2 separate regions of the Homo sapiens genome follow, and region 1 is linked to region 2. Evidence: read pairs that join two places in POLR2A ChIA-PET (ENCODE). Cell type or tissue: Panc1. All regions are shown on one strand. Links, peaks and the distances in the headings refer to the core of each region. The heading gives the core; the rest is flanking DNA.

What was found. ChIA-PET counts read pairs that join two places held together with the same protein. Peaks named below come from ENCODE experiments on the same cell type or tissue, not always from the same donor. Only the 100,000 strongest peaks of a DNase experiment are listed, where the experiment ranks them.
Region 1: POLR2A ChIA-PET joins it to region 2 with 17 read pairs; 2 of 35 experiments call an interaction of 5 or more read pairs at or near these places.

The regions. Positions count from the first base shown.
Region 1 is chr12:89,422,815-89,432,515 of GRCh38, reverse strand. All of the region lies in intron 9 of POC1B-DUSP6 (POC1B-DUSP6 readthrough), which reads left to right. It overlaps POC1B (POC1 centriolar protein B), which reads left to right. Exons shown (of 12, transcript NM_172240.3): 11 at 7,137-7,355. It overlaps LOC124902981 (a long non-coding RNA gene), which reads right to left. Exons shown (of 2, transcript XR_007063401.1): 2 at 7,730-7,810. It overlaps LOC105369889 (a long non-coding RNA gene), which reads right to left and starts at 4,734. Exons shown (of 4, transcript NR_189732.1): 1 at 4,485-4,734. In Panc1, for the core only: no CTCF peak of the experiment used is centred there; no DNase peak of the experiment used is centred there.
Region 2 is chr12:89,275,785-89,285,485 of GRCh38, reverse strand. It overlaps the pseudogene RNU7-120P. Among named protein-coding and RNA genes, the nearest start is that of DUSP6, 72 kb to the left of the region's middle. In Panc1, for the core only: no CTCF peak of the experiment used is centred there; no DNase peak of the experiment used is centred there.

The DNA.
Region 1 (9,701 bases), core at 1,119-9,118, 150 kb before region 2:
CAACCATTCCTCTCAAAAATATTTATGTCTTCATCCCCAGAATCTATGAAAATGTTTCCTTACATGGCAAAGAGGGCTTTGCCAATGTGATTAAGTTAAGGCTTTTTTTTTTTTTTTTTTTTTTTTTTTTTTAAGAAACAGAGTCTCGTTGCCCAGGCTGGAAGTACAGTGGCTCGATCTGGGCTCACTGCAACCTCCACCTCCCAGGTTCAAGTGATTGTCCTGCCTCAGCCTCCTGAGTAGCTGGGACTACGGGTGCATGCCGCAACACCTGGCTAATTTCTTTTGTATTTTAGTAGAGACAGGGTTTCACCGTGTTGCCCAGGCTGGTCTCAAACTCTTGAGCTCAGGCAATCCGCCCACCTCGACCTCCCAAAGTGCTAGGATTACAGGCATGAGCCACCATGCCCGGCCAAGTTAAGGCTCTTGAGATGGGGAGGTTATCCTGGATTATCTGACCGGGCCCCATATAATCACAAGGGTCCTTATACGGAAAGAGGGATTCATGAGAATTAGAGAAGATATAACAATTAAAGCAGTTATTGGAGTGATGCAGCCATGGGCTAAGGAATGTGGACAGCCTCTAGAAGCTGGAAAGGCAAGGAATGGATTCTCTCCTAGAGCCTTCAGAAGGAATGCAGCTTACTGACACCTTGTTTTTAGCCCCGTTAATCCTGTTTTGGACTTGCAATCTCCAAAACTATAAGATAATAAATCTATGTTGTTTTAAACCACTAAGTTTGTGGTAATTTGTTACAGCAGCAGTAGGAAATGAACACAGTCCTGTATCTCTGGCACCTGGAATTTTGCCTGGCACATAGGTGCTAAATAAAATAATTTTGCTTGAACAATTGGCATATATTCATTATCTTAGATCTTATGTAGAGATTATTGAAGTTTCCAATCCCTACTCTAAATTTTATCATTGAAAATAAATGATATAGTCTTTCTTTGAAAAATATTTGCTTTTATTTTTGTCCAAGGCAAAAGGCTTTTTTTGTTGTTATTCTAGTCTATTTCAGGCAGACGTTTTATACATACGTGTGTGTGTGCATGTGCGTGTGTGTGTGTGTGTGTGTGTAGTGATTTAAAAATCTCAGAACATCAGGAATAAAAAGGGCTTTAAAAGGCATTCAATTGAATTTCCTGATTTGATGTTTGTATATCTTTCACAATATCTCTGACAAATGACCTTCCCAAGTCTATTTTAGAACCTTCAATAATGGGAAACACTTTGGCTTAGATATTTTCTGCCTTTTATCTGTTTTCTTCTCTACTTACAGAATTAAACCAAGAGTAGAAATGTTAGTTGTAAACCAAAACTAACTTATTTTAACCAACTGATTGAATGTATATCTAAAGTTCAAGTCACTGATTATCTTTACATGTGAAATGCCTACTTTTGCACTCACATTTGTTAGAAAAATCCATCTGTTATTCAGCCAGAAGCTATCAAGTATGCCTTTAGGGGATAAAAATCTACCAGTGATTTGAAGTTAGATAATATATGCTTACATTGCTTCCTCACTGTACCTCTGAGAAGGCATTTAAGATTGTAATTTTTAATAGAAAATGGCATTAGTTTAACTTTGGGGGGTAATATTTCTCTTCAAATACTATCAAATTGCTAATATTTAATTTTTTGTGATTGGCTCAGCTGATGCAGGACAGTCCATTAAATTCAGTTCAACCAATGTGGAGCTTTGTCTGTGTCTCATGTGCTATGCCAAGCACCTGAGATGATAAAGTTACTGACCCCACATGAGGGGTTCATAATCTAATGGGGAATACGGATATGTAAACACAAATATAATAAGGAGTGAGAAATCCTCTACTGATGGCACGAAGTCTTGTGGGAGTGAAATGGCACTAGTGATTAATTCTGACTCGCCAGCCCAGAGGGTGGGTGGTGGAAAGGGTGGTGGTAGAAGGAGAGAAGAGGAAAGGAGGAAGGGGAGTAGATATAATGTATGAACTTTCGCACGTAGTTGAGCACCACAGTATCTTGAATATTCCTTTGTTAATTATGTAAATAATAATAGTTTAGATGTGTGGACCATGGTTATGTTGTTGAATGGTTAATTTTCTAATAAAAATGTGTTTGGCAATGCGAAAATTTTCAGTTTTCATTGATGCATTAAAATAATTCATCCTCAAAAATAAGTGACAAATGAAGATGTATGCATTAGAATTAACCATGGTATTTAAAGAACCTTTTAAGAGTCATTTGTCCCCAGGATGTGATATGTTTTGTATTCAGTTCTCAGGACTTTCGTAGTTCTTTGCATCAGTCAGATCTGTATCTTTTACTCCATTTCATTTGTTCAGGTGAAAAGTGAGTCCTTTTGACCTATATAGATAAGGATTTCTCAGCCCTTAGATTCATTCTTTGCCCTTGGTGAGGCTGCATTTCCCATCTTCAAGATGGCAACCATGGGGTTATCCAAAGAAGAACTTAAGAATAGTGATTGCCCTGCCATCCTTTTTGATAAAGTACTTCCCCAGAGTATTGTAAGCTCCATGAAGGAAGATACCATGTCTGACTTGTTCTTTGCTATAGCTCTAATGCCTACCATAGGAGGTCCTTATTTGTAGGATCAATCAATGATTGTATTACTATTGCTTCACTGTATCACACAATGTTAGCAATAGAAGTAAGAGGTGGGAAATGAGAACATGATATAATTTCTTCTTTTTATGAACTACCAAAGCATTTGTTTTTTCTGCAGTCTTGCAATCATGTGTTTGCTTATGTTCTGTCTGCTTGTTTATTTCCTGCTCATTCAGCAGTGCCAGAGATGAGCCAGGCATTGTGGGGGATTTGGGCCCTGCCTGGTCTGAATTCTCTCATCGCAACAGGGAATCCTTGAGAGCGGGCATCATACCATACGTACATTTATCATTGTATGATAGTATGTATAGATAGATGCTCAGTAAGTATTTACTCAGAACTGAATATTAGCACCTTTGAAATAGGAGAGTATCTCAATGTGCTGAGAGAAGCAGGTACTACAGACTCACTTGCTGGACTTCTATCAGCCAGGAATCTTAAACACCATGTTTTTCCCTTTGTACCTTTTTAAAAAATACTTATGAATGGAATGTATTGAACCTCCCCCATGCTGTGCATCTCACTTTTCTCCTGTACAAACAGGATGTAAAGACAGGGTTAGTTGGTAGAAAGCTATCTGCTAATACCTAGGTTTCAATACCTTTGAGAGACAAAGAGAGATGTCAGTTGGCTAATGTTGTAGGATGGAGAGCTGGCACCCTTTTTTCTCTCTGCACATATGCTTTTCCCTTTTTTCTTTCATTTCCATATGTCATATGATAATAATATATTTTTTGCTTGTGCCAAACAAGAAAACCTATTGGAGCTCTTTTATTGCTTAGATTGTCTATGGTCTTAAATCATCTTTGCCAATTTTCCTATTGTCCTTTCTATACTAACGACCTTGACTGCAAACCTCCAGAGTTCAATGAATGATTGGGGCCTTTTTCCAAGAAGGTCTGAAGCTGTTATTACAATATGATTAATAATATTTGTGGCCATGTATGTACATACTTAGATATGTTGTGATCCATATTTTTTCAAAAAAACTGTCTTGGTTATAGATAATTTGGTTTCCACCTGTGAGAGCAATAATAAAATCTGCATACAGCCGGGCTCAGTGGCTCACTCCTGTAATCCCAGCACTTTGGGAGGCCGAGGCGGGCAGATCACGAGGTCAGGAGATCGAGACCATCCTGGCTAACATGGTGAAACCCCGTCTCTACTGAAAATACAAAAAAGTAGCTGGAGGTGGTGGTGGGCACCTGTAGTCCCAGCTACTCGGGAGGCTGAGGCAGGAGAATGGTGTGAACCCAGGAAGCAGAGCTTGCAGTGAGCTGAGATTGCGCCACTGCACTCCAGCCTGGGCAACAGAATGAGACTCCATCTCAAAAAAAAAAATCTGTATACAAGTGGTTAACATTTTCTAAAATATTCAAGCTTCTGCTAAGTACTAGAAATGATCCAAGGGATACAGTGATGAGAAGAGTAAACATAGTAGTCTAGTGAGGGAGACAGACAATAGACAAGCAGCAAATACATAAATACAAATTCTGGTCAGTTACAGAGGAAAGCATCAGGATGCCATGCTGGAGAATGAAAGGTCCAGCTTCAGTAGGGTAGTCAGGGCAGGGACTGCATTTCTGAAGATGGGACAGTTAAGCTGAAATTTGGAGGTCAAGAAGGATGCAGTCATGCTAGGATGGCAGAGAAAGCCATTGCAGGCAGAGCAGAAGCAATGTTTTTTGTTTGTTTGTTGGTTTGTTTTTTAAAGCCTGTTCTTTGAGCAGGAACTATTTGTTTGGGGGTGAGGATGGTTGTGGAGCATGGACATCCATATTTTGTTCCCAGTGAATGAGGTCTAGGATCAGGAATGTAGACTATGATCATGAGTCAAGATTTCTTAGAGAATCCTTTGTATTTCCATACTCACCTCTACAGTGCTCCCATTTTAGTCCTTGCTGTCAGCTCAGTAGCTGCAGACCCATGTAGATAAGTGCTGTATGTTGTCTTCCTAGTTCCTTTAGCTCAGAGCATGAATAGGTGGTTGGTCCATAGATGCTTCTAAGTATGACTGAATAGCATTAAAAATCCTTTATGTTAACTTGATCTTTCAGAATCTGTGATTGTTAGGAGCCTTTCTTCTGGACGTTTTCAGTACAGTTTTAGCTTTTCTCTGTCATAAGGAGTTGAGTAACTCGAAGTGATACTAATAGGATCGTTTTGAGGATGTGGTTTTGTTTTGTTTTGTTTTGTTTTTAAGAGACAGAGTTTCTCACTCTGTAGCCCAGGCTGGAGTGCAGTGGTGCCATCATAGCTCACTGCAGCCTCAAACTCTTGGGCTCAAGCCATTCTCCAGCCTCAGCCTCCTGAGTAGCTAGAACTACAGGCACACACTAGCATGCCTGTCTAAGTTTTTTATTTTTTTATTTTTTGTAGAGATGGGGTCTCCTTATGTTGCCCAGGCTGATCTCAAACTCTTGGCCTCAAGCAATCCTCCCATTTTCGTCTCTTAACACTTTGGGATTACAGGCATGAACCACTATGCCCTGCCCTTTATGATCCATTTTGAGTTAATTTTGTAGATGGTGTGAGGTAGAGACCCAAATTCATTGTTTTGAATGTGGATATTGGGTTTTCCTCACGCCATTTGTTAAAAAGATAATTCTTTCCAGATTAAATTGTCTTGGCAACCTTGTCAAAAATCAACTGACCATAAATGGAAGGGTTTATTTCTGCACTCTCAGTTTTGTTTCTTTGATTTATATGTCTATTCTTATGTCAGTGCCACACTGTCTTAATTACTATAGTTTTACAATAAGTTTGGAAATTTGGAAGTATGAGTCCTTCACATTTTTTTCATCAATATTATTTTAGCTGTTATGGGTTTCTTGCATTTCCATATGAGTTTTAGGATCAGCTTATCAACCTCTGCAAAAAAGACAAATGGGATTTTGATAGGGTTTGCACTGAATCTGCATATCAATGTGGGGAGTATTGCCATCTTAATAATATTAAGGTTTTTGATTCATAAATTTGGGATATGGGATGTTTATTTGTTTAGATCTTTTATTTCTTTCAATGATGGTTTGTATAATAGTTTCCAGTACACAAGTCTTACATTTCTTTTTTTTTTTTTTTGAAACATGGCCTTGGTCTGTCACCCAGGCTGGAGTAAAGTGGCGTGATCTTGGCTCACTGCAACGTCTGTCTCCCAGGTTCAAGTGATTCTTTTGCCTCAGCCTCCCAAGTAGCTGGGATTACAGGCGTGTACCACCACACCTGGCTAATTTTTGTATTTTTAGTAGAGACTTTCACCATGTTGGCCAGGCTGGTCTCAAACTCCTGGCCTCAGGTGATCCGCCCACCTTGGCCTCCCAAAGTGCTGGGATTACAGGCTTGAGCCACCACACCCAGCCTTACATTTCTTTTGTTAACTTTTTTCATAAATATTTTTTATGCTATTCCATTGTAAATGGAATTATTTTCTTAATTTTATTTTTGGATTGTTCATTGCCATATGGAGGACTTTCTGTTTTTCTCTTGTGGTAACATATACATAATGTAAAATTTATCATTTTAACCATTCTTAAGTATACAATTCACTGGCATTAAGTATATTCACAGTATTCAGTGTTTTATAACCATCATCACTATCTATTTCCAGAATTTTGTCATCATTCCAAGTAGAAACTCTGTACTCATTGAGCAATAACTCCCCATTACCCCTACCTCCAGCCCCTGGTAACCTCTACTGTACTTTTTGTCTCTAGGAATTTACCTATTCTAGGCACCTCATATAAGTGCAGTCACATAGTCTTTGTCCTTTTGTGTCTGGCTCATTTTACTTAGCATGTTTTCAAGATGTATCCATGTTATAACATGTATCAGAATTCCATTCCTTTTTATGGCTGAATTATATTTCATTGTATGTTTATACCACATTTTGTGTATACGTTCATCTATCGTTGTTTCTAGCTTTTGGCTATTGTGAATAATGTTGCTATGAACATTGCTGTACAAGTATCCAGTTGAGTCCCTGCTTTCAGAGTTCTCCTGGATGTATACGTAGGAGTAGAATTGCTGGATCATATGGTAATTTTATGTTTAATTTTGGGGGTAACTAACAGCCAAACTATTTTCCAAAGCAGCTGAACCATTTTACATTCCTACTAGCAATGGACAAGTGTTTCAGTTTCTCCACATTCTCACCAACACTTGTTATTTTTCATTTTTTTGATAATAGTCACCCTAATAGATGTGAATATTGTTTTTAAATTAAGAATTAAACTGCATCTAACAATCTTTTTAATGGTAGATCCCTCAGATCAGTGTATGGAAAGTGTGTTTCATTGAAAAGAAAGTCAAGGAAATTGTCTCTATTCACTGTTAGCTTTGTTTCCTTATTATAAGAATTATAATAATTCCTTATTTAATTATAGTAATTTCCATAACTTATTATAGTTGGGGATAAATCTTCAATGTAAGCCTGGGCTTTTTAGAAGAGGAATATTTTAAACTTTTATATATATCATTTTAAAGTTTGGAAAATATAACTCTTCCTACATTTTCTGTGACATTAAAGACAACAGAAACCAGTGGTAGGACTCTGCCAGACAAGGGTGAAGAGGCCTGTGGATATTTCTTGAACCCTTCCTTAATGTCACCAGAATGTTTGCCAACAACCACGAAAAAGAAAACAGAAGACATGAGTGACCTCCCCTGTGAAAGTCAAAGGAGCATACCTCTCGCTGTGACTGATGCTTTAGAGCATATTATGGAACAACTCAATGTTTTGACACAGGTGGGCATGACACAGGTTGCATGAGTTGCACTTGGGGGTAAAATACACAAAACAATTCTGGATACAGCAAGTTGCAGAACTAGCAGAGCAGGGGAGATTTCTCTATACTAGCAAAGCAAACTCAAGGTGGCAATGCCCTAAACAAGATCTTGTAGAGATAAGCTCAGAGCCTATGCATTTGTGTGCACACGTGCACACACACACACACTCACACAGCTTAAGCCATTTGTAAGAAAATATTTAGAGCCATAAGAAAAATGTATTGGGAGTAACCATTTCTGGTTAGTATGAAATATTGCTAATGTTTATAGTTTTTTACTTTGAAAATGTTCTCACTGTCCAGTATTTAACTTCTCTTATCCCAAAGCCTCTTACCTTGATGCAGTGATCTTCCAGGCATGATGGTTTTGCATTCCCATGTTAGAATATTATCCACTTTTTTGAGGCCAGTTTACCTTTGCAAAGAAAAATACAATGCATCTTAAATAATATACCAAAATTCTTGGTTACAAGGTACAGACATAATTTAAGGGAAGTGGTATGTTGAAATGCATACACCAAAGGTTTCTCTTCCAACTCTGTTGATTCATTGTTCCCTTTGAATAAGTCTTCTCTTCTTCCTCTTTGATGTGTAGAATGAGAATACTAAATACTAATATTTGTCAGAGTGGACAGTAGCAAGTTATATAAAAAGATGGTAAAATATGAACTACAGAGATGTCAATTGCTTGTCCAGAAAAATATTTCAAATAGAAATAGCTTTTGCATAGAAATCACCCAACTGGTTCTCAACCCTGACTGTACATTATAATCATTAGAGCAGCTAAAAAATGTACATATACCTGGTTTTCACCTCCAGAGAGTCCATTTCCATTGGTCTGGGATAAGCCCCTAGCATCAGTCTTTTAAGAACCCACATATGATTCTGTTTTACAGCCAGTGTTGAAAACCACTAATTTAAGTGAATATTTTTATCCTGTAGTTATCACCTCAGGGCCTTTGGAGGCATCTGACAGATTGTGAGAAAGAGCCATGTGAGAACTTGGAGTCATCATATGATTTGCTCAATGAAAATCATATTAAAAATCACTCACTTTCATTTTGTAATGTTGTACTAGACGTGACTTTCTCTATATTTATCAGACATCTCTTTTCCTTAAAGGCCATTGCCCTCTTCCCTTCATGTCAAATTTAGTTGTAGTTGGTTTGTTTCCCATATTGCCATAACTTCCTCACCTCAACTGTTACCTTTCAACATTGAGTTCTCATTAGGGTCCCTCCGAAGTGAATCCTTCCATTCCCTGTTCTTTCAGTTTCATGACCTATTTCTCCTCCTTTTTACCAGATTCAAAGCTAAATAAATCACTTTAAGCTGTACTGAATTTCTCTATGATTTTTAATTTTTAGGGGATGGATTCATTTTACATATTAAAAAGGTTAGAAGCAGGCACAACACACTTGCAAAAGGGGAGCAGTGAATCTGTGGGCAAGCAGCAAGTAAAATAAATGTGTTCTGATTTACTTTAATTACAGATGACTTAACATCACCTAACTAAGTTGGACGGTGTTTATCGTTACTGAACTATAATTAGAAATAAATTTAAATGAAATTATGTTTTAGATGGTAGACAGATGGAGTTAACCAGTGTTAAAGGTGTTAATAATAAATGTATAAATAACTTCTAGCATTTGGAACTGTGATAATGTATAAAAGTGTCTGAAGGGCTGGGCACAATGGCTCACACCTATAATCCCAGCACTTTGGGCAGCCGAGGCAGAAGGATTGCTTGAGCCCAGGAGTTCAAGACCAACCTGGGCAATATAGTGAGACCCCATTTCTTCTTTTATTCTTTATTATTTAGAGACAGTGTCTCGCTATGTTGCCTAGGCTCGTCTAAAACTCCTGGGCTCAAGCGATTCGCCCAGCTCGGCCTCCCAAAATGCTAAGACCTCATTTCTACAACAACAACAACAGCAACAACAAGTTAATTAGCCGAGCAGGGTGGCACGCACCTATGGTCACAGCTACCCAGGAGACCGAGGTGGGAAGATCACTTGAGCCCACGAGGCAGAGGTTGCAGGGAGCTAAGATCAAGCCATTACACTCCAGCCTGGGTGACAGACTAAGACCCTGTCTCAAAAAAAAGTGTGTAATAAAATGCTTGGCACATAGTAGGCACTCAGTAAATGGTAGACTGTATTAACAGCATCACCATTATTTTTCATTAGTAATGATCTATAGATAATATAAAATATGAAGGCAAAAGCTATTAAATAATATCTTTAAAAATTGGTTGCATTCAAAAGATGATAGGGATTCCATTTTTTTATCTTAAAACTGGTTGA
Region 2 (9,701 bases), core at 596-8,595:
GACCTTCTCATACAACATGTTATTTCACCACAAAATATCATCATATCATCGTGGCCATCTCTCCATCTACTTATTTATTTATTCAATAAATATGTGCTATATGCTAGACAATGTGTTGGTGGTGGTTAAGCCTGCAGAAGAAATAGTATAGATACAGTCTCTGTTCTCATGTGTGACATTTTTGATCAAAGGGGGGACACAGATCCTTATACAGTGTTCCATTGATTCTAAGGCACATATTTTCCCCCTATATTTTAATGTCTCTGACATCAGTATACATCCTAAAATTGAAAGAGTGTTATAGCTTTATTGACACCCCCTTTTTTCTTTTGGTGTGTCATATAGTGGCTTGTTTAACAATTGCTGGCATCTTCAATTCTATGTGATACTGAATATATGCATTATGGCAAATACTACTAAAAAAAGTGTTTTGAGAGAGACTAACAGGGGACCTGCTTTAACTAGTTGGTGTGGAAAGCCCTCTGGACAAGATGATGTGTAAGTTTGAAGAAAGAGAAGGCCCCGGTTGAGTGAAAGAGGTGACAAGAGCATGGTAGAAAGAGAAAATAGATTTTGTGCATGACTGTGTGGGGGACTGTTGGTCTGTCTGAGGAATAAATGGAAGGCCAGTGTTGCTGGACCATAGCGAGCAATAGGGCCTTTCAAGAAGCCCAATTCTTTTAGCTTCTTGCAAACATTTATTCTGGAAAGACCTTTTTCAGATCAGCTGTATTGAATGCATTTTTTTCTGTGTGTGTGTATCAGTCATGTATGATGGAGTAAAAGCCATCATTGGTCTGTCACTGCTTGGGAAAATCAGTCCAAATTTGACCTTTTTATTAAAATGATTTTTAACCTAAGTGTTAGGAATGCATGCAATTATAATTGAGCTGAGATACTTGGCTTTTTTTGGAATTATGTAACAAGGAAATCTTTTCTCCTATTTTGGCTTTATTCTTCTTTGATATCTTGCTATTTTAAACCAAGTACAATAGACCTTTTATAACTGAAACTCTTTAAGGTGAAGATTTATTGAAATTTTATGATTTTAACAGAAAAGTAATTTTGCTTGAAAACATACACATATAAGATAAAGTGTTAACAAAATGTGGTGGTTATGTTGCAGCAGCTGTAATTCACAGAAGCTCAATTGTGATGAGCAATACTCTTCTGTATAAAAATAAAAAGCAAAAAAGTAACAAATACAATGACATATAGATAAATATAAATATTTAAAAAATCCAAAGCTTTGAACATGGTTTGAATTTTTAAGTAGGGATACATATCCCCTGTAGCATGACTTAAAATTATTGGCAAATTGTTAACTGCTAATATCTCACGGATGAATAGCTACATATAGTCAAAGAGGAAAATCCATATTAATGAAGTTTTTTTTTTTTTTTTTTCGAGATGGAGTCTCGCTTTGTTGCCCAGGCTGGAGTGCAATGGAGTGATCTCAGCTCACTGCAACCCCTCTGCCTCCTGGGTTCAAATGATTCTCCTACCTCAGCCTCCCTAGTAGCTGGGACTATAGGCATGCGCCACCATGCCCAGCTAATTTTGTATTTTTAGTAGGGTGGGGTTTCACCAGGTTGGCCAGGCTGGTCTTGAACTCCTGCCTTCAAGTGATCTGCCTGCCTCGGCCTCCCAAAGTGCTAGGATTGCAGGCATGAACAACCATGCCAGGCCTTAATGAAGTTTTTATTGTAAAAAATTTTGTATCCTTCTCTAATATAAATTACATACGTTCTTCCTTTATGTGTAACCTAACAACCATTAGTTTATCTCAGGCACATTTTAATAGATGTCTAAAAACCTAAAGAAAAAATACTTTTTCAATAATCAGATTTAAGGAACATTTCTCAAAAAGAACCACAAAGTATTGTATTACTTATTATATTTTGAAGATTGATTTTGACTTTTTTTATACTACCAACAAGAACAAAATCTCCATTAAAATATGTGTAAAATATTTTTTCACCATCTTATCATTTTTTTCATGATTGTCTTCCAGTCATCTGTTTTGTGTTCCCATTTTACTTTGCTAAAGGTAATTTTATATAGGCTTTTCTGAATGATGCACCCACTTTAAAATCTGGGTGCATATTTGCATGAAAGCATTTACAGAAAATAAAGACAATCCTATGATGGGTAGAAATCACTGAGATCTTTAATAAAAACAGTGCGGTTTCTTAAGAGAGTGATTCGTTGCCAAATTAGAAAGAGATGGGGTTGTATCTAACATGAATGCGTTCTATGCTGAGAGTATTGAGAAGAAATGGTACTCATCAAGTTCTAACAGTGTTTAGAAACTAGAGGTAAGCCCCACTGTTTCCCAGGAAGTGCAGTAGTTTAAATGAAAACTCCTCCATACTGCTGGGACTTAATTCACCACACATGGTGGAGAATGTGAGCTAAAGAACTCAGTGGAATACATTCAGTTCCTCTAAGTGAGAAGTCATCCAACTTAAACAGGAAAGAGCAAAATGTGAATGCTAGAGGATGGAACAAAATTGTTGTAATTTCTAAGGTGAAAATACTTACCTTTGTATTTTCTTTAGATTTTCATATAGAGATGGAAAAAGCAACAAAGGACAACTGAAAAAATTGCACTTAAAGTAAAACAGGGAAAAGTTTAAAAATAGAACTATGACAATTAAATGGAAAAATGATTCCTGAAATTTTATTTTTTATAATTAATGCTTAGTTCAATTAGCAATGATGGGTATGTTTTGCTTAGTGCGCATTAACCACGTAAAACCCTCATGTAACCATAATATTCATCAATCACGACTATGCTGTTAGATTTATAATCAAATTAGCTGTTTAATTAAAAAACATGAGTGTTTTTCATTGGGTGATATTAGCATTCTGAAATGGTGTTAATAGGCCTGGAGAAACAAAACATTTAAAAAAGAGATTCAAATGAGAATAGCAAAAGCTAATAAAGTGTTAAGGTGACAAAAAACTACTCATACAGAATAATCTACTACTATGATGGAGGTTTTATAGATGCAAGATACATATTCACACATATATTTAACATTTTTCCCTTTGGTAGGTAGAAGATGAAGTAGAATACCAACATAAGAGCAATATGACTGGTTTCCAGTCTTTGATCTGCCACTAGTTTGTGACCATAGGAAAACCATCTTAACTTTTTTTCTGAACCTCTGTTGTTTTCATTTAAAAGAATGGAGAAGTGTTACAGCTCTTTTAAAATTTATCTAACAGGTTTTCTGTTTTTTAACTAGAAAACTCCCCATGGGAAAAAAAAATAGCGAGGAATCATATTTTCCCAGACAATTTCTTATGAGAGCCAGATAAGATTATGCATATCAGCTCATGGTAAAAGGCAGTAAACCAATATCAATTAAGAAATAATTTAGGGTTGGGTGCAGTGGCTCACACCTGTAATCCCAGCACTTTGGAAGGCTCAAGAGGGTGGGTTACTTGAGCCCAGGAGTTTGAGACCAGCCTGGGCAACAAGGCGAAACCTTTTCTCTACAAAAAATACAAAAATTAGCCAGGTGTGGTGGTGTGCACCTGTAGTCCCAGTGACCTGGTAGGCTGAGGTGGGAGGATGACCTGAGCCTGGGAGGTTGAGGCTGCAATGGGCCGTGATCGCGCCACTGCACTCCAGTCCGCCTTTCTTTTTGGGTCTCAGTGATCTATTGAAAACTCTGTTGTTCATATTGTCCTTTCCAAAAGATGGTGACTAAATCATTTAAGTTAGACAGCCAAGATTTAGCTCTGAGAACTAATTTTGGCTTATTGTACTCAACATATTTAAGACTGTCAGCAGTTTTTGTTCTCTCCAATGTTTAATAAGGTCAGGAGTTTAAAAAGAGAGCAATTTTCTTGATAAAGTTTTTCCTTCTTTTCCCTTTGGGAAACATCACTGTGCCTAACTGCTTTAATGCTGAAGTTGGCAGGGCTTGCAGGTTGGGAGCAAACAATAAAAAGTCCCTCGCTGAGACAGACTGTATGGAATGAATGCCCTGGGGAACTATACCCCTGCCCAACCCCCTCTGACCCCCCCAACTCAAAGGCCAGATGGGCTCTAGACAAACCCTGGGAGTGTGGGCAGTCTGGGGTAGTGGAGGCCAGCTGCTGTTCTAGGAAATTCCCTCTCTGAAAGACACATGGGAACCCTGTTTTGGTATCCAGAACAGTGCTGAAATGGTCAGAAATAGGACTAAAGTTGGTGGACTTTGCGTATGTACAGACAGAAACATCCTGCTTTCCAAAGAGCTGAACGCTGAGGGTCATTTATCTGTGGGATTCAGGGTACACTAAAGGTTTCTAGTTGAATTGGTTCTCATAACTTTTGTTGCATGTCTTACCTTTATGAAAAAGGCCTTTTCCAACAAGCTTATTTCATTGAAGTGTTATTGTCAGTCAGCTGAGCACGATGGAATGAATTTTGTTTGTTGTAAGGGCAAAGAAGCAGGCTAAAGAGGATGTGGTGAAAGATTCTACTTCCTGTCTATTCAAAGGATGTGAATAGACAGTTTACATAACAGAAAATTCAGTAGGCTCACATATGGTAAATCATACAGCTTTGTTTGCAAATAACAAAATACACATTAAAAAAGTTATAGCGTCTTTGAAAACCTATTAAACTCACAAAAATAAACAGAACCCCAAAATTCAATTATTTCTTGTGAGCAATGTGTCCAGGTTGTATGCTATGGTGAAAAGAATGCTGCATTTGGAATGCGAAGACTTAAATGTAACACAAACTGTGAGCAAGTTATTTACTTTTCTGAAGCTCAATTATTTTCTCATCTATAAAGGGTGGATAATAATATCTATCAACCTTATGAAGTTTATAACAGATTCATATAGGTGAATGGAAGAAATTTTCAAATGGCAAAGCACTGTATAAATATGTTTTTGTGTTTTTAATCAACAAATTAATAAGAGAAGTGACAAATTTTAGTTACTTATCCTTTTCAGAAGCATGTGGAATACAATTTATGAATGCACTAATTGTGTTTAGCAATTTCCCTTTTAGACACTGATGATGAACTAGCTAAATAAACCGTCTCAAAATGTGGGAATTACTTTTTAAAAATTACAATGTTGTGGGCTCTATCAGTACACTGACATTAAACTCAGATTTCACTGAGTTTATTTTGTTGGGTGATTTCATCAATGTTAACATAATTTAATCCACAAAATAATCATAAGTGGTAGATGTTATTCTTTCCATTTTAAAAATAGGAAACTAAAAGTCACCCAAGTTCTTAGTTGACTGATGCTTACATAAAATGATATTGAGTTGAAAAAAACTAAAAACAAAATGGTGTATGTGCATTTTACTTAACATTATATATGAATATGAGGACCTTAATGAATGGAAGACAATTTGAAGAAATACAAATATTTAGACCTAAGTACCTAAACACTTTTTATCTTAATTCTTTTTTAATTCTAAGAAAAAAGTGATTTTGTATCCTGGAACTTTGCTGAAATTGTTTGTGACAACTAGGAGTCTTTTGGAGGAATCTTTAGGGTTTTTTAGATATAGAATCATATTGCCAGAGAATAGGGATAAATTGACTTTCTCTTTTCCTATTTGGATGTCTTTCATCTCTTTCTCTTGCCAGATTGCTCTGGCTAGGACTTCCAGTACTATGTTGAATAAGAGTGGACATCTTTGTTTTGTTGTGGTTCCCATTACTGGTGAACTGAATTTTTAAAAATGTGCTATATATACACCATGGAGTACTATGCAGCAATAAAAAAGAATAAAATCATGTCCTTTGCAGCATCATGGTTGCAGCTGAAGGCCATTATTTTAAGTGAATTAATGCAGGAACAGAAAATCAAATACCGCACGTTCTAACTTGTAAGAGGGAGCTAAACAATCAGTACACATGAGCATAAAAATGAAAACAGACACTGGGGACTCGAAAAACAGTGGAGGGGGAAAGGGTTGGAAAACTACTTATTGGGTACTACGTTTACTATTTGGGTGATTGGTTAAATAAAAGCCTATACCCAGCATTACACAACGTATCTATGTAATAAACCTACAAATGTACCTCCTGAATCTAAAATTTAAAAAACATTCTGAGAAAAAAAATAATATCCTCCCAGGAAATTTTGTTGGTATGATTAAAACAAAACAAAGCACCATTACCCAAGGGAAAATCAGTTTAAAAATCATTTAAACTCTGAAAGATACTATTATAACTTAATAACAAACGAATCTTAGTACAAACAGAGACACTATGACCCAAACCAACGCTTGGGGGCAAGGGGAGTTCAGACTATAACCTCACTAAAAACTATAAGAAAAATGGCACTGATGAATAATAACTCACTTATCATCCCCCAACAAAGACAGGAACACAACCCCGGGGCATTTTCCTGTGTCAATTAACAGTTAATATGTTATCTGCTCAGTGACATTAAGATGTGATTCTCAAAACCTTTTACAAAGACATTGGCTTTGATGAGTGACAGACAACAAGCCCCGGCAGGCTGGTGAAAGGAAATTCAATTATATCGCTTCTAAATTGTGCATCCTCTGGGTTTAACTCAGAGATGCAAATACCAAAGAATAAAACTCGACCCTAGATTTCCTTTCGGAAATGCTGAGTGATTTCACAATTTTGTCCTTGCTAGAGAGGGGCATGCTTCTGGGCAATCAGGTGGTACAACCCGCAGGACAGTGAATGCCGTTGAATAAGGAGTGTGAGGGCTGGCATTTACTGTTTAAGAGGCATTTCAAAGAGTGGCAAATCACTTAGGGCCTCGATAATTCTACACATAATAGAACAAGGGTAGAGATGGCTTTTGTCTATGAAATAATTCAAGAAACAGCTGTTTTCCTTATTTATTCAAGTAGACTGGTTTCCAAGATTGGGGTTCATGCATCTCAGAGATTGGCTACAGACAATCATCTGGGGTCTAGAGAGAAAATACCAGAACTATTATATTATTTATTTTTGTCTGAAAATGTAAGAAAGAGATTAAGCTTCCTAGCACGTATGGAACGGCCTAGTGCTGACATACCCCAGCACTCTTTGTAGGTCTGTATTTTAGACTGTCTTGTATCTTGAACAGTGTGGGAGTTTGCCTGAGAGGGAAATGGAGTTCCACAAGGTGGAGGTAGGGAGGGGACCATTAGTTCCACCTTTTTATTGGCTTTCAGAGTTTCAAAGTAGGGCTTAGTAAGTGGCTTTACAGATTACACTATCTCGTTTTAACGAAATGTATGCTCACCACATAGACAAGTAGCTAGAAAATGGCTCTTGCAGAGAAACTGCAGATTTAAAAAACCTAATAATGTAAGAACAAATGTACAATTCCATCGTAGAGGTGGCTTTTTGCTTACTTTGCCATGTGACAAGAGAAAAGCAATGAGCGAGCCAGATCTATTAAGAATTAACATAACTTTTTTTTCATTGATCAAGAATATTATTGAGCATGTGGATTCACACAATTGTTAATGAGGGTCCTCACTCCAAGTTTCTATTTATATTGAGTATTCTGTGGCTTTGGTACTTACCTCTTTCAGCTATGATAGCTCTGTGTGTTTGCTGGGGCTGCTATAACAAGGTGCCACAGACTGGGTGGTTTAAACAAAAGAAATTTATTTCCTTACAGTTCTGGAGGCTGGAAGTCTGAGATCATGTTGTCAGCATGATTTTTTCTTCTGTGGCTTCTCTTCCTGGATTGTAGATGGCCACTGTCACCCTCTGTCTTCATGTGGTCTTTCCTCTGTGTGCATGCATGTCTGTGTCCAAATTTCCTCTTTATAAGGAAACCAGTCATATCGGATTAGGGCCCATTCTAAAGACCTTATTTTAACGTAATTAACTCCTTAAAACCTTATTTCCAAATATGTTTTCATTCTGAGTTACTGAGGATTAAAATGTTAACATGCAAATTTGTGGGCGGGGGATGGGGGCAGAAAATTTAGCCCATTACAATGGCCATTAACATTGCCTATTAAACTAAACTTATAAACAGACTTTTAAATCACTAATCACAATTTTAACGCAGGACTTTAAAAAGAATCATATTTTGAAAAGTTTTGTGCCAATAATGAATACAAATTATTAAAACGTATTCTATTCCATCGTGACCTCATCCTTTAGAAACTTTTGGTTTAGATGTATGTTCTATAATAGAATAATATATTGCCATTAATTCCTTAATTTAACAGACACCTATGAAGTGCTTGTCAAGTGCAGGTACTCTGTTTTAGGCACCTGAGATGCATCAGGGAAAAAATTTGCCCTCGTGGAGCTTACATTCTAGTAGGCAAGAGACTGATGATGAATCATAGCACAATAGTTAAGACTGAAGGACTTATCTCTAGCTGCTAGGAGTGTTGCCAAATGACAGCCCTCGTCTGTTAGCCCTCTTTGGGAATTGCCTTTGGATGAAGAGAGCTACCTCATGAAAGGTCATGTACTCTTGCCAGCACAGCCTGCATCCAAAGTCTGGTCACTCCAGAGGTAAAAAGGTCCACATGACTGGAACCATCTGGGTAGCTCTGAAGGGCCATCCTAGTTGGAGAGCTCCCTGTGGGGTTGGTTGAGAACTTTCTTCAGACTCAATCATAGCCCAACACTTTCCCTGAGGGTTACTCATATTATATTTATCATATTATATTATTATATTATGTTATATTATTATTCTATATTATATTACATTACATTACATTCTAATGTTTTACTGTCTTATTAACTGTTTGTCTCCCTTACTAGAAGCAACCTCCGTGAGAGCAGGTACTTAGTCTCCTTTGTTCACTGCTCTGCCCACAGCTCCCAGAACAATGCCTGGAAAGTATTAGTTCTCTAATAAATATTTGTTAAATCAGTGAACAAATCTGCAAAGTGAGAATAAAAGTAGGACTGACCTTACAAGACTAAATTGTGATAATCCATGTGCAGTCTTAATGCAGTGCTTGGCTTTGCAATAAGTGCTTTAAAAAAGTTGGTAATTATTATGCTTATTTCAAAGATGACTTTATCATTTCCTATTTTTAAAAAGCCAGTATTTCAACTCTATTTGTTCAGGTGTTAATTAATTAGACCTTTATTGCCAAGCACTACTTTAGGAGCTGGAGCTACAAAAAGTGTAAGAAACATCCGCTGCCCTTAAAGAGGATCCAGTTCACTTGCAGGGTCACAGGTAACATGTCATTAGTTATTTCATATTTTTCCACTTAGAAGCTAGCTTCTTTTGCATATTCTTTCCTTTTCCAAATACTCTAAGATGTGAATCTTATTACCTGTTTTCCAGTGACTTTTTTCTTCTTCAATTATTTGGGCAATACTTTCCAACTGAAATACATTCATGTCAATCACTGGGCAACAGCTCGTTCAAAATTAGACAAAATGATTTTCTTGTTTCAATGGATATCATCAAATCTTTTAATCTGATGGTTGATTATTGTTATTATTGATACTAAATCAGTTAGGACACCTGGAGAGGATTTTACTTGCTAACCTTTTGGGCGAAATCTCTTTTGACTAAAAGATTCCAAAGATTCCACCAGAACTTTGCCATCTACTCATTCTTGAAGACTTACTTTAGGCATTCCCTCATCCAGGAAGGGTTCCCAGATTAAATTAGCTACTTTCTACTCTGGCCTCACTATACCCACTGGAAGGTTAAGCCATCATTGCACTTGGCACATGTTATTTGAAATTCTTCTTTTGTTTTTATTATTA